Regions from separate parts of the Homo sapiens genome. Here region 2 is linked to region 1. Evidence: chromatin loops called from intact Hi-C (ENCODE). Cell type or tissue: Calu3. All regions are shown on one strand.

Evidence for each region. Hi-C counts contacts between places; a loop is a spot of excess contacts. Peaks named below come from ENCODE experiments on the same cell type or tissue, not always from the same donor. Only the 100,000 strongest peaks of a DNase experiment are listed, where the experiment ranks them.
Region 2: it touches region 1 in a loop (3-fold over the local background); 1 of 110 quality-filtered maps calls a loop at or near these places.

What each region holds. Positions count from the first base shown.
Region 1 is chr4:94,729,575-94,733,574 of GRCh38, forward strand. No RefSeq gene overlaps it. Among named protein-coding and RNA genes, the nearest start is that of BMPR1B-DT, 26 kb to the right of the region's middle. In Calu3, a CTCF peak has its summit at 2,444; no DNase peak of the experiment used is centred here.
Region 2 is chr4:94,640,922-94,644,921 of GRCh38, forward strand. All of the region lies in intron 9 of PDLIM5 (PDZ and LIM domain 5), which reads left to right. Among named protein-coding and RNA genes, the nearest start is that of BMPR1B-DT, 110 kb to the right of the region's middle. In Calu3, no CTCF peak of the experiment used is centred here; a DNase peak (open chromatin) is centred at 1,780.

The DNA of each region.
Region 1 (4,000 bases):
TGGGGCAGAAATACAAACAGGTAATTATAATACAATGTGGCACAGGCAATGATTGAAGTACATGCAAGGTGTTATTTATGAACACAGAAGAGACATTAGTCCTGTCTGAAGAGTTTAAATCAGGAAGATAACATGATCACATTTACAATCCAGCTATTTTCTTCTGGTTGTTAGGTTACTGTTTTCTGTATGACGTGCAATGGTTATAGAATGGAGAGATGATGGCAAAATCAGAAGGTCTTACTGATTGCGTTGATGTGGGAGTAAGAGTTGGGAGGAAACAAAGATGATACCCAGGGTGCTAACTTGCATGATTGAGTATATGAGAATGGCACAGATTAAGACAACAGAAATATAAATAGATTTATGTAAAAGTTAACAAAATGAGGTGGACAGGTTCAGTCTGATGTATGGGTGAGGTTTTCAGATTCTATATCCTTCAGAAAATTGAAAATACACATCTAAAGTTTAAGAAGATAATGATGCTGGAGATATGGATTTGGGGTTACTAACAGACAGCTGATACCTTGAGAAACTAGCATGTAATGAGTGGCAAAGGAAACAGGAGAAATTCAGACATATTAGAGCTGTGGTTCTTATCAGGATAGGTACTTCCTCAAAGGGGGGCATTTTTGGTTATCACAATGATTGGAAGTACTATTGGCATTTAGTATCCTTCAATGAAAAAACATTTCCATACAATTAAGAATTAATTAACATTGCACGTCTTTTGAATCTCCTGCTGGACAGTAGGTAAAAATCTGTTTATAATTAACTGAATGTGGAAGCTTACTCTATTTTATATGTAAACAGAGGATTTTATTTTCAAGGTTTCAATATACATTGATTTTTTTTCCAGTAATGTAAGTACCTGATAAATAATTGCACTTTCTTTTTTTTTTTGAGACGGAGTCTCAGTCTGTCACCCAGGCTGGAGTGCGGTGGTGTGATTTTGGCTTACTACAACCTCTGCCTGCTGGGTTCAAGTGATTGTCCTGCTTCAGCCTCCCAAGCAGCTGGAATTACAGGTGCCTGGCACCATGCCCAGCTAATTTTTGTATTTTTAGTAGAGACGGAGTTTCACCACGTTGTCCAGGCTGGTCTCGAACTCCTGACCTCAAGCTATCTACCCGTCTTGGCCACCCAAAGTACTGAGAATACAAGCATGAGCTACTGCGCCTGGCCATAATTGCACTTTTAATGTTTGAAACTTTACCAAGAGCTAATCACCATTTTGAAAAACCATATAATTGATAATATCCTTGGTATTTGAGTAACTCAACTATGTATCAATCTATATTGTAATTATCACAATTGATAGGTTCAAAGATATAGGTTCAATAACCTTAAAGATATAGGTTCAAAAAATCTGATTACAATACTTACTTATGTCTTTCAGTGTAGTTAAATCAAAGTATTTGCATGTCAAGATATGTACTAATTTTACAAATTACCTTATTTTCTTCATATTGGTTAAAACACTTTATTGTGTATTTTTAAACATATGTAATGTGAAGATACATTACTAGTTACCATAGGATCCTAAATGGGGCATCACAGGATGTAGAGTATAAAGAAGGAGTATGGTGACACACAGAGTGGATAAGCTGTCTCCAAAATCTTAAAAGGACTAAAAGCATTGTCCTTCTTTCTTAGGTGTGGCAGATATGAGATGCAATAATTTGTCCTTTATTTTTGAGGGGATAGCCTTATATGTCCTTAAAAAAAAGTCACTGTAAACTTTAAGCTCCTGAACCTTCAACCTTCATAAGGATTATTTCCCATCATCTGGAATGTATTTATCTTTTTTCTTTTTTTTTTTTTTTTTTGAGAAGACAGTCTTGTTCTGTTGCCCAGGCTGAAGTGCAATGGTGCAATATCAGCTCACTGCAACCTCCGCCTCCCAGGTTCAAGCAATTATCCTGCCTCAGCCTCCCAAGTAGTTGGGATTGCAGGCGCACACCACCACACCCAGCTAATTTTTGTATTTTTAGTAGAGATGGGGTTTCACCATGTTGGTCAGGCTGGTCTTGAACTCCTGATTCAAGTGATCCACCTGTCTTGGCCTTTCAAAGTGTTGGTATCACAGGCGTGAGCCACTGTGACAGGCCAGAGTGTATTTATCTTGCTAGGTAGAGACTTCTGCAACATCCTTAAGAAAGATTATAAGGGCCAGCCTTCAACTAGTCTTCAACAGAGAGGAGTGGGCCACTTCTTCAGGCTCAAAGGGTTCAGCAGACTCAGATTTCAGAGTTCTTGATTGCATTGACCCAGATGTTCTTAAGTCCCAGGTCCTTTCCAATCAAGGTGTGATAATCAAATCAGATTTGAGAGTACAAACTTCTGGACTTCACCCCCTTTCTAATTAAGTCTAATGTTTGATGCTTAGCTTTTTCTGCCCTCTAGCTGCAGAAGATGAACCTCTTTATACGCAGCCAAGGACAGTCTATAACTTGCACTTCTTAAGTTGGTGATTAATCACCATTGTCTTCATTGTCTTTTTTCTAATGCATCAATAATACCCAGCAACAGACATCTAATTCCATGGTCCTTAAAAGCACCACTTCCTCCATGCTTCTCAAATGCCTGAGACAATAGTATCCTTCAGAGCGTTCCTTTCCACCGGTATCCTATACTCCTTAACCTCTCATGAACAATTGAACTGCTACAGCTGCCAGGAGCTTTTGATACTCCGTCTGCTGAGCCCCTTCCAAAGCCCCACTGCAGAGCTGCCTCCTAAGAATACTTCCAGTACCAAGTCCTAGGTTGGGTTTCCTGGAAACAGATGCTGAGATGGAGGTTTGCATGTAGCAGGATTATTGATTCATGCTCCTGGAGCAGCACTTGTAAGGGAGTAAGAAAAGCATGATTGGGAAGAGGAATCAGTGGCAACAGAGACCTCTGCTGATCCCACAGAGAGCTCTGCAAGTGGGATGGCCCTTCAGAGGTGTCCTGAGTTAAAGCAGGAGAGCCTGGAGACTCAAACTCACATAAAATGGTGATTAGATATAAGCAGTCCCTGAGGATGGGACATAACCTTGGGTGAGGCAGCTACCTTTGACCAAAAATAATTCCCAGAGAGGGATGCAGTTGTGAGCCATAAACAGTCAAATTATTATTAAATTATAACCCCAGAACAGGGGAGGGGAAAGGAAGGATAGGTGCCTTGGGCCGAAGAGGGTGATCTGGGTGTGCTCCACAGCATCACTACAGTTAGGAATTTTAGAGGTACTGGGGGAGGGGATGAGAGAACAGGATTTCAAGGAAGAAGGAAAGATGAACAGACTCATGTCCCTCCTGCCCGCTTATCATTGCCACTTTCTAATTCAACCAAGATGTGGAAAAAGCATGAGCTTTGGAGTCTCACACACATGTGTTCATATTACAGTCTGAAACTTGCTAGCTGTGAGATGCTAGACACTGGTCTAGCATAAGAACTCATTAACAATGGTCATGACCATTTATGGAGTTCTTACTATATACTGGGTGCCTTCCTCAGTGCTTCACATGTACAAGCTCATTTACCTGTACTAATCCTATGAGGGAAGTATTATTACGTTTCATGTGAGGAAACTGGGCACAAAGATGTTTGAGGCCGGGCATAGTGGCTCAGGCCTGTAATCCCAGCAGTTTGGGAGGCTGAGGCGGGTGGATTGCTTGAGGCTAGGAGTTTGAGACCAGCCTGGCCAACATGGTGAAACCCCATCTCTACTAAAAATACAAACATTAGACGGGTGTGATGGTGTGCACCTGTAGTCTCAGCTACTGGGGACACTGAGGCAGAAGAATGGTTCGAACCCAGGAGGTGGAGGTTACAGTGAGCTGAGATCACGCCACTACACTCCAGCCTGGGCAACAGAGCAAGAATATGTTGCAAAAACAAACAAACAACAAAAAACCAAAGATGTTTAATACTTTGCCCAAGATTTCAAAGCCAGTAAGTGGCAGAGTTGGGGATTGGAGCCCACAAGTCATCTTCACAGCCTTAGCCTTTAACTAT
Region 2 (4,000 bases), 89 kb before region 1:
CCTATTCATAAATGTTTTGAATGTTAGATTACGTAATGACCTGCTTCTTTAAAATACGTTTTATCCCAATCTATTTTATTGTCTCTTAAATTACAAGAAGAAAAAGTCTCAGATCTTAAGAATGCACTGTACTGCAGCTTATTGAATCTCTGAGTATTTCTGAATAAGGGGCTTTTAGAATGTTAGGTGGTGTAGGCACCAGTGCTGATTGCAGGCATCCCACCCAAAGGACCTTGTTGCACTTCGTGAGTTGCCTTGTTGGCAATAACAAATGGTCCTTTGAAGTGACTTCTCAAGCTCTCTTCTTTTTAAATTTATCCTACTTTGAAATAATTGAAACAGTGGCTTCTCTAAAGTTGAATAAGGTTAAAACTTAATTGCATTTTCATCTCTTCTATTACATAATTATAGCATAATGTTTCTAGGTAATATTTAAAATGGAGTCAGGAAACCTCAATACTTCATTTAGAGTCAAATATAAACACCCCTCTCTTTAGCCTACTATTAATTGAATAATATATGTGTCAAGAACATAGCACACAGTATGCCATTCAAAACTGAATAGTTTTTTTGTTTGTTTGTTTTAAAGGTAGTCAATGTTCATTGTGACGTTTAAAAAACATAGAAACACAGAAAACAAAAAACAAAGTTCACACATAATCCCACCTCCCAAGGTAACCTCTATTATCTGTTTTCTTTCAGACTTTTAAAACATTCACACATAAGGACAGATATTATTTTACAAAAATGGAATCCTAATACAGTATTTTGTAAGCTGCTATTTTTCCTTTAAATTGTATTTTTCAGAGTGAGCACCTGCTTAGTAAGAATTAGCCAGCAGCAGTGGTAGTAGTAATAGTGGTTATGGGGAGAAAGGGAAAATCAGTAAAGGTTTCCAAAGTCTAGAGCAGTATTCAACACACAGAAGGCATTCAGTAAATGTTTAACTGCATAGATCATGCATGACTCTAGACCCATTCATCATTTAGGCCATAATGTCAATTTGGTTAGTCATTTTCCTGAAAGTGCTAGTATGGGGTCTCTGTCTTATAGAAATATTTAAACTAATGTAAGATCTGGTATGTTGCTGCTTTATCCTAATAAAGAAAACAATGTTTTAGTACTACCTGCATTTAGCTGTTATATTTTTGGTTTAATATCGATAAAATAGAAACAAACTCTGACTTGTAACATTGCTTCTGTAAGTTACAGTACTTTGGTTGCCTAGACTGATGCTTAGGGATACTATATTCTGGATAAAAACACCTTTGTGGAGACAGGAGTCACTGCTGTTATTTGTATGCTATTGTAAGCAAGTAATTACTGGGTGAGTTAACAAAATGTCATACCACATCAGTTGCTGATTCATGTTGTGTAGTTATCAAATTCCATGATATCCTGTAATCACCACTTCCGGCACTTCTAAAAAACTTACTTAATATGGAGAAAATGTGAAGATCAAAGTAGAAATTACATTTCACCACCCCTACCTGCCTTGGTTTTAAATTTAATGCCAGGCCAGTATGCAATTTTAATGCACAGTCATCCTGCCGTGTAAAATAAATATGTATTATGCTAACATGAGTAGCCATCACTTATTGCTCCCTCATCTGTTAAATTTTATATTGTTCTGGATTATCCAGTACTTGTTATCAGTTAAGCATTAAAGCTTCATTTACTAAGGAAGTTAATAGGAATGGGGATTAGTTCATGTCAAGATCATGTAACAGTAATTAACATAGCACATTTGCCTGGTGCTCAAATGCTTAAGCAGCTTGAATCGATTGTGGTCAGTTCAGAGGCCTAGTCAAAGCATAATTCTAGTTCTTGGCCTCAGTGTCACTATTACTTAACCAAAGCAAGAAGACTTTAGATCAAGTGACATTCTCTTGGACACCTGTTTTAAAAACGAGCTGTAGTTTCAGGCTTGATACCTTCAATGCAGACTATTATACCCTAGCAAGCTTGGAGAAGTTTAAATTTATAATTTATATTGTGAGTTTTCTGTCATATAATTTATATTGTTTGTACCAATTTATATTGTTTTGTTTTATATTTACTTTTCAATATTTCGAATTTGCCAAAAACCATTTTTTATGTAAAGGCAAACTAAAGCACATTTTATGTTTTATTTTATTTTATTTATTTTTTTTTTTTCAGCAGAGTTGATTGTTTTAGAAAACCTCAGGAATCTGAATGTTAGAACTGAACTGGTTATCTCTTTATAGAGCACATTCAGTTTAAAATTCCGTAATCTTATTTGGATCTAAAGTTTAAAAATTTTTTGGTTTATTTGAATTGTGAAAAGTTTATGGATGTTTTGCCTAAATTGTATTATGGAGACATTACTTTGACTAGCTACGAATGAATAGGAAGTTACATTTTAGGAACTTCTGTTGAAGCTTTGATTAAGTTTGCTATGGGACATTTTCAGTCAAATTATGTTAGAAGCACCATTTATTTGACTCATACTTATGAATAGATTAACTGTTGGAGTGCTAGGATAATAGAGAATCATAGAAAATCAGGCAGTTGTAGCCAAAATCATATTTCAGTTTCCGTGGTAGAATGGGGTTTTGAACATTCTAGTTTATTTCTTAAGTGTTACATCTAGTGGCATTAAAATCTATTGACCATTTGTATTACATGGAGTTAACGGAACTATTTATGTTTAGCTTGACCTCTCTGTGAAAGAAATAAGGGGCTTATAGTGCTTGAATTTCTTCTTAAATATGGAATGCTTAAATAGCCACATTACTATTGTTTTGCCTTTGCCTACAGTACAGCACCAGAAAAACTATATACAGCCAATCCATTGTTTGTTCCAGTGAGAGAAAAAATTTTAACATTATTGATTTGTTTTTTGCTCAGTGATTTTCAAACCTCTCTCATAAGGAGCACCATCTCAGTTTACCAAGGAAAAACATGCATAATTTGTTGCCTGTTTTACCATTTATTTCAGTCTCTGAGCACCCCTTTATTTATAGGTTTTATTTATCATCCCCACTAATTAAGATTTTACTTGAAAATAAAAGGCCTCCTGGAAATGTATTATTAGCCCTTGTATTTAAGGAAACAACTAAAGACATTGACCAAGACTCATAAACAAGACAGAGACCAAGATTTCACTATTTACTGTTGTGAAAGATTAGAAAGAACATAAATGTGCAGCATCTATATAATGTAATTTTCAGATAATAGTTAAAGTTAAATGTGTTTTTAGCATATTCCAAATATTGCACCAAGAATTTTGCCTGAATTTTCATAACAACCCTGTGAGACAGTTGCTATGATTATTCCACTTCAAGGTTGAGAAAATTGAGGCATAGAGAAGTTACGTATTTGTTTGAAGTTGCATATGTAGTAGATAATGGAACCTGAATTTGAGTCCAGATTTGTCTAACTTTAATTTTTATTCATGCTTTTAACTACCACTACATAGGAAAATGTTTATAGTATCATATGAATATGGCAAAAATGAAATAAGGAACTCAAAAGTATGATTCCAATTTTATGTAAAGAAACTATACACCAAGATATATATTTAAGCCTGATAACAATAAAAATAGCTACTATATATTGAACTTGATTGGTATCATGCCAAGAACTTTTTTTTTTTTTTGAGATGGAATCTCCCTCTGTTGCCCAGGCTGGAGTGCAGTGGTGCGATCTCGGCTCACTGCAACCTCGGCTCACTGCAACCTCCACCTCCCAGGTTCAAGCAATTCTCCTGCCTCAGCCTCCCAAGTAGCCAGGACTACAGGCACCTGCCACCACGCCCAGCTAATTTTTTGTATTTTTAGTACAGATGGGATTTCACCATGTTAACCAGGATGGTCTTGATCTCCTGACCTCATGATCCACCTGCCTCGGCCTCCCAAAATGCTGGGATTAACAGGCGTAAGCCACCACACCCAGCCCATGCCAAGAACTTTATTAGTATTATTCTACTGGATTCCCAAAATAACTCCAGAGGATTGATATTATTCTTTTTTTTTTA